Linked DNA regions of Mus musculus: regions 2 and 3 are each linked to region 1. A link is a loop called in an ENCODE intact Hi-C map of the cell type or tissue named here. Cell type or tissue: heart. All regions are shown on one strand. Region 1 overlaps Clstn2 (calsyntenin 2). Region 2 has its middle 3.9 kb from the start of Gm33357. Region 3 overlaps Clstn2 (calsyntenin 2).

Evidence for each region. Peaks named below come from ENCODE experiments on the same cell type or tissue, not always from the same donor. Only the 100,000 strongest peaks of a DNase experiment are listed, where the experiment ranks them.
Region 2: a loop joins it to region 1, with 7 times the contacts of the local background. A loop is called at or near these places in 8 of 42 quality-filtered maps.
Region 3: a loop joins it to region 1, with 11 times the contacts of the local background. A loop is called at or near these places in 10 of 42 quality-filtered maps.

What each region holds. Positions count from the first base shown.
Region 1 is chr9:98,029,385-98,031,884 of GRCm38, reverse strand. All of the region lies in intron 1 of Clstn2 (calsyntenin 2), which reads left to right. Among named protein-coding and RNA genes, the nearest start is that of Clstn2, 2.5 kb to the left of the region's middle. In heart, a CTCF peak has its summit at 947 (motif pointing right); no DNase peak of the experiment used is centred here; H3K4me3 peaks cover 217 bases; H3K27me3 peaks cover 1,212 bases.
Region 2 is chr9:97,294,732-97,297,231 of GRCm38, reverse strand. No RefSeq gene overlaps it. Among named protein-coding and RNA genes, the nearest start is that of Gm33357, 3.9 kb to the right of the region's middle. In heart, a CTCF peak has its summit at 1,263 (motif pointing left); no DNase peak of the experiment used is centred here.
Region 3 is chr9:97,458,713-97,461,212 of GRCm38, reverse strand. All of the region lies in intron 12 of Clstn2 (calsyntenin 2), which reads left to right. Among named protein-coding and RNA genes, the nearest start is that of Gm25607, 20 kb to the right of the region's middle. In heart, a CTCF peak has its summit at 1,272; no DNase peak of the experiment used is centred here.

The sequences.
Region 1 (2,500 bases):
CAGGTGAACGGGTGACATATGGTCCTTGGAATTCTGTCTGGCGATATTTTGAAAACAGAGTTTTTGTCCTTGTTGGAAAAAGATTCCCAAGTAGAGACAGCTTGATTTAGAGGTTTGTTGGCTGAGCTGGTATGAAAAGCACAGCAGCCTGGATCTCTCCGGAGACAGGGCAATTGGGGAAGCAGGCCATTCCATTTGCCTTGTCTGGACTTTGAGAGCGGCCTCTCCTGACATTTGCAAGTGATAAATTTGGGAAAAGAGGTGCTCCTATTCTTTTTAATCTATTGATTTCTGGTGACATAAAATGGAAAAGATTTTATGCACAGGTGTCTTTCTAACACGTACCTCTCCTCTTCCTCAAGGAGTTTCTTTTTCCCTTTCTTTCTTTCTTCCTTTCTTTCTTTCTTTCTTTCTTCCTTTTTTCTTTCTTTCTTTTTTTCTTTTTTTGAGAAGACAGAAAAATTCATCATGAAAATGTCTTTTTAAAAGTGGTATGGTAAAAGGTTGTCTGTATGAAGGGACCAATGTACTATGCTGTTGCTGTTGTTCTGGTGAAAATAAGGATAGAAACCGAGCGTCCGAACAGTCTGTTCTTCCAGTACGGACACTTTGACAGGTAGGCAGATTTCATCCTTTCAGGGGAGCTCACGGTGAGTAAGGATTAGAGAAGGAGTAATTTGGGAAGAGAGCCCCTCCTGTAACACCTTGCTGAGTTTGCCAAGAATGGGAAATGAGAGGAGAGGGAGAGAACAAAAAGCCACAACAAATGCAGGCTTCCACAGGTCTAGATTATGTAAATAATTGTATATAAAATAATTTAAATCCGTAATTTTCTTCCCTTAGAATATATCCATTTCACATTTAAAGCTATTTGTCATTCTACTCTAAAAGTTTTATTGGCCTTGAGAATAGGAGCTACTCTGGATTCTCCTTGTCTTTCCCCTTCAAGCCACAAGGGGGCTGCAAAGAGCACCATTTATTTATTTATTTATTTATTTATTTAATTTATTTATTTCGAAACAAGGACTATTTGGTCACAACAGACACATTTATTATAACAGTTTATTTAACATTTACAGGTCAGACTTTCTTTATTTCAGTGCACTTGAAGTTTACATTTCTAAATTGTACAACCCCTGAGGACTATTTGGGAGGAACAATAAAACTGAGTTTTGCACGTAACACACACTGCCTCTGATAGCGCTGTTTTGTAAGGCTTCTATCATTTCTATTCCCATCGTTAAAAAGGAGAAGACTCAGGAGGGCCCTTGAGAGAGACTGAACAGAGAGACAGCTGTCTTTCTCAGTGCACTTCCGAGTTCACGGGTAGAAAGAAGACAACCAGGAGTGTGCATGACGATGCCTTAGCTGAGGGGTACAGACCTTGTGAGTTGGACACACCCTCTAAATAACTTTTTACAGGTGTTCTGCTGGTCTCAAATTCCTGTGAGGTGGCACATCTGAATACCAGTGTGTTCTGCTTTTGCATTTCTTACTTCTTGCTGCAGGGGACCTAGAAGCTAACTCCTGACCACTGCTGGGGTTTTCCACCTAAGGTTGAGCTTCCAGTGCAGCCATGTTCCAGAAGCAGACATGAATAAAGTAGCCGGGCAGTTAAAACTGCTTCCTCATCTTCCTATGCTTAGGATACACATAAAAACAAGCCCTTCTTGGATTCCTATACACACACACACACACACACACACACACACACACACACACTATGAACAATGCTTGGGAATTATTCTAGAGAAAGGCACAATGTATCAGAGAAAGACGATGAGCTCCAGAAGTCACCTGAAGGTTTATGTTACGTTTAATAAAATGCCAGTGACCTTATAACCTCAAGGACTCAGTATGCATTCTCTTCCTAGGTGCCAGACTGCAGGGATAGAGATCGCTCAGCACAGCCCTTGCGTATAGAGCATCAGTTACTACAGGCTCACCTGGTGAGCACGTACGTAAAGCAGGCCTGTGTGTGAGGCAGAAATCAGAAGTTGCTTGTACCTGTGGGAACCAGTGTTCTTGATCAAGGAAGCCGCACTATCCTTTCATCCACAGACTGAAAACCACTTTTGAGGACTGCACAATATTGCATATGGCAGCCCCTGCCCTAAAGGGTGATGTGCACTCCTGCAGGGAATTGTCCTCAATCATCTTGGGCAAGTAGCACGTGGCTCTTAAAGGGGCCATAAAGTTGCCGCTGCAGCTCAAACACAAGGGCCCAACATATTTCTCAGCATCGAACTAGAGTTTACTCTCACCTGCAGTTGTCCCTAGTCACCTCTGCTCTTATGGTCAGCTTTATTATCATTATCACCCAAGTGTGGTCACAAGGGGGCATGATCTTCTCTAGGAACCTTCCTGGGATGGCCCCTCCTAGCAAGTCATGCCTATGTTTCCTTGCCTGATCGCAGACTGATCTGTGGGTGTTCAGGGCTTCTCTGTATTGCTTGGGCTGGCCTTGAGTTGTGCAATGCGCAGCCAGTAGTGTTTGGCT
Region 2 (2,500 bases), 730 kb after region 1:
CACAGCACAAATTGAGCCGATGGTTTATTGTTGTTGTTTTGTTTTGTTTTTATGGCAGGAAGTCAGGAGGTAAGGAGATAGAGAAAGAACTAGAAGGAGTTACAGGCAGCAGTGGGGGTGAATCTGACCAAAATACACCATATGAAATTTCCAAAGAATTAATAAAATATTTTTAAGTGTCCCTCTCATGGTCAGCAAAGACCAGTCCTGGCCTTGCTCATTCGGTCAATGCAGACTTGCCATTGGACTCTACACGCAAGATGCACACACTTCAGCCGGAGATTAGAAATGTTTAGGGGCCTTACTTTGCACGACCAGCCACAAGATAAGAAAACGTATCCGCTGCATAGACCGTGTAGCCCTCTAAGAATAGCAGAGTCCTGCTCAAGTCGGGTAGAGGGAGGAAAGGAGTTGCAAAGGCAGCAGAAGCGGCAAGCGAGGGAGCAACAGTAGTTATTCCTGCAGGAGCGGGATTTTAAGAGGAAAAAGGGGGGGCGGCAGTCTGTGCTAGGGTGAGCTGGTAAGACCTGATTGGACCAGTTGGCCAAATAATGAATTTTGATTGTTGGACCTTCATGTTTAGTCTCAGAAATTAGCCAGTGGTCGAACAAGGCAGTGGACCTTGGGACCTAACTTTGGGAACGTAATCTAACAGTTTTTAACCAGGGGGAGAAGGATGAGGAGCAAAACTTGTTAGTGCCGTGTTTGCCATGCTCAGAACTACTAGAGCCCCTCACAGACCCTAGGCAGGGTGGGTGTTATGAAGCAATTTCCTCCAAGATACCTTGGGAGGAAGATAATTAAGACACAGGAAGTTCTGAAGGGAAGTGACACTTCCCACCCTGCAGGGAAGTTCCTTAAGCTCAGGAAGGAAACAACTAAGCCTCCAGAAAAGTCCCTGAAACCAACAGGATACACTAGCCTATTCTCTCCCCAAGCACAGATAAGGAAGAAAGCCTCCTTAGAGATATTCTCAAAGCAGTCGAAGTGCCTTGAAGAGACTCTCCAGCCTGAGGAGTTGCCAGCAGGCTGTGTAGTCCAAGGTTCCAGCTTTCTGGGCCATGCTCGGAGCAGGGCAGGCTTTGGTGATGCAGATGTCTTCGAGTCATTTCTGCTCCTGCCAGTAACCCCCTCATCCATACTTCTTTAAATAAAAGTCATTGATTCACCAAATCTGAATACAGATTGACAAATCAGCAATCAGTGAGAGAGAAAAGAGCTGCTCGTGAACAGAAACTCGTCCTCCACCTAGAGGCCAGAAAAGGAACTGCACAGACAAGGTGCTCAAAAGGCTGGGCTCACCTGAACTGTGGTTTGGATGTTTGTCCCCTCCAAATCACCTTGAGATTTAATTGCCCCTCTAACCGCTGGGGCCTGGAAGAAGGACTCAGAGCTCGAGGGTTACACCTTAAGGTCACTGTCAGTCAAAGAGCAAACTTATCCCTCTACCGAGGAATGACAAGGCAAGAATTCCAGGTGCTGGCCTCTCTGCCCCAAATCTTTAATTTACCAGTCTCGTTTAGTTGCTTTAGCAACTGTCCCCCCCCGGTCTGTTATGTTGTGCTATAGCATCACACAATGGAGTGAGGTCTCCTGAAACTCCAGGCAATAAGGAAGGGGCAGGGGCTAATTAAGAGGTGACACAATAGAGTTGTAGAGTGTGAGGACATGTCCCCAAATGTAATGATACAAGATATGGAGTGACACAAATAAACTCAAACTTAGACTGTCTGCATGGCTGGGTGGACACACACAGTGTATCCCTGGGTACGGAGAGGCTGCTATCCATGGTGAGTGACACCGTTGTATAAACAGCTTTTACTCAGGACCAGGAGCTAGCTAACAAAATCAGTGTGTTCCTGTGTGGGTGGATGGAATGCCAGACGGAGAAATCACCCACAGGCCCAGCGTATTATTGACGAGGAGATGGTGGATACACAAGTCCCCTGGTAAGTCACCACGTGCAGTGGAGGGCTATGAGCCTCTGCAGGGTGGGATCTACATCTGAGGTGCCTGCAGCCAGCAATTCCAGCCTACTGTATATCGCAGCATCTTTATTCATTATGGGTGCATTTTCTTGATCATTATTCCTGTTTTCACCATGAAAACAGTCCAGTCTGTAAATAGCAGTGTGGTATTATGAAGTTAAAGACTTCTGAAAAAAGAATTACGAATTTTGCTCCAAGCCCCCCACCTTCCTCTCTACGTTAGATCAACAAATTGTTCTGCTTCTCTCTGTAAAGATCTGGGTAGAAATGATGTTTCTGAGTGTCAATAGCTTTCTCTCTGTGGCAGATTATTCAGAAAGGAGCAGGTCTGAGAAGACAGAGAACCAGAGCAGTACCAGCTCTAAGCATATGGAACTTCAGTTTAGTCACCTGCAGGCTCTATGGCCCTTTTTGACTGATGTCATTGTGTGGATGCGACCTCCAGTCCTGCAGTCTGAGCACTAACACTTGCAGTGTGAATCTGAGCCTCTCCTTGGTACTCAGACATCTCC
Region 3 (2,500 bases), 570 kb after region 1:
AAACATTCAGATGATCAGCAGGAGGAGGAGCAGACAGCTTAACCAAGTGTAAGACACCCATGTTAGTAGCAGGAAGGATGACACTGTGCTGTGTGGCAAGTGAAACGAAGTGACATGCAGACTTTGCAGTATGCACATAGCATGATGGAGGCCATGGAAGAAAGAGATACCCAGAAGAAAGGGGTACTTGATGTTAACAGCAGTGTCCTCTGAGAAGCACGGTGAAAGATGATTTGATTCCCCTTCTTTCCCCTTTTTCTGTGGCTGCAAAACTGTCTTGCAGTGGGCGTGTATTTTTCTGATCATTAGAAGAAAAGCTAAAGGTGTTCAAAGGATAGAATCCAGCTTTTCGTTTACCACTTACAGAGCAGAAGGCTGGGTCTCACGTGCCCATATGACTAAGATCTGGGTGGGAGGCGGGGATTTCCAGGATGTTATTCTCATCAGTTTCATTATTAGGACCATTGCTGAAGGAAGGATTAGTTTCTATTCTCTGCTGGGGAGAAAGGCACAGTTACACAGAAAGCAAGAGCAGATGCTGTGGGCAGTAAAGAAGCCAGCAGAGAAGGAAGTCTGCAGACAGGAAAGGAGGGGAGGATTCCTTCTGCAAGTCAGGGGGACTCGGCTTGACAGGGCAATGCTTGTTTGAGAGCCGTCCTTCGTCCTTCGAAACCTCTTCCCAAAGCACAAATTTCAGCTCCCCACCACCCCCCATTCAACTCCACTGCTAATGATGTGCTGGTACCAGTAGACCTGAGTCCCCGAAGAGCTGCTTCTATAATAGTCCCAATTACCTGCCACCTTAAACCACACTGGTCCCTAGTGATTAGGTTCTCAAGAGGGCAGACCTCCTGAGCCCCTAAAAATAGTTGGTATTTCACACCTGGCCAGCCGAGGTGGTTTCTGAGCTACATGCCAAGGTGCATTAAGTCACGTGACCTTCCCTCCTCTGTTGTCCTCATTTGTGGCTAAAATCAGACCGAAAAAAAAAGGAGAGCCTGCTGATCTCACTGGTCACAGTCCAGGAGCAGAGAGCTTTGCTGCAGCTGACACCCGCACACAGGCAATGCAAGAGAAAGCAGTAACCCTGGTCCACATTTTGCCTTCTATTTATGAGAGGTGCATGCAGAGCACATAGCCCAGTGCCCAAGAGCTATTATTAGTAGTTTTAAATTTCTACGCTTACTGTTGAAATAGTCATTTTTTACGAGAGTCTTAAATGAGGAGGCTAACTGTGTTCGCTACCAAGCCACAGTGACAGACTCTAGGGTCATCTTCTGCCCCCTATTGACACATATGCACACATACTCACACTTTTCCATAGTTATGCAGGAGCACACATGTATGCATGCTTTCATGCTTCTGTGCTGCTTAACTCTTCTGTCTGCTTCCCCTTTCTGACCCCCCGTTATTGATGGTTGCAAGCATGTCTTCATTCAACATTACCTCTGACTCCCAGGCTGAGGTCATCTCCTAATCTATAGAAGACCAGTTGCTGGCCCAGGAGCTCACAGCAGTTTTTAGCTCTTAGTGGTGATGACCTGCCTAATAAACCAGAGCAGGGGATCCTAGAGGGCTCAGCCTTGGACGGTTCCCCTCTGAGCACCTAACACAGAGTCTCTTCAACACAGTGGATCCAGGAAAGTAGTGGTGGAAGATAATGCCATAGGGAGAGAGGCAGCCAGGACATGTTCCTGCCTAGTGTGCCTCTGTCAGCCATATCATAAGGGAGATGCCTAACTTCTCCTGGCAGGAAGCTAGAAAATACCTGGAAGAGATTTGAAATCACACACTCACCACCATTAATGGTTGGCCTCAGTACTAGTGTAGATTATTGCATTTTTATATACTGTTAGTGGCACACAGAACCATCATGGTTGGCTAACAGTAAAAAAAAAAAACAATTAGACAGGCGAAAACTCTAATAATATATAGTTAATGAGAACAAAACTATTCCAGGTACCACTGAATTATTTAAATTAAAATAATTATCTTGTCCTTTGAATGTCTATTTAAACATTTTTATTTTTATAGATACTAGTAATAATTTGAAGGCATGGCCTTGGAGGTTACACATTTCTAGATTATAGGGTCAGAACAACATGCTCTATCCTACGTCTCTCGTTTCTCTCTGTGTGACTTTGAGCAACTCTGCACACCTCTGTGATCAACCATTTCCCCAGTGATGGGTGTGGAAAATTCTAGAGTCTGTTATGTTTCCCCTGCACCTAGCACACAGCGCACATTCCACAAGGAACCATCACCTTTGTCTTAAACTGGGGTTTTCACTTAGGAATGCCAAATTGTCTGACAGTCCAATACACTGATATGTCCCTGAGAATTTGGCGTCATAAAACCAGGCAAAGCCCACTAGACAGACCAACGTGCTCATGTGCTCCTCTGGAAACCTGTGAACTGATTAATTTACATGAATTTACCAATTATGAATCATCTTTTGCTTATATCTTGTTGATTCCACTGACGGTTAGTGAAAAGTCCA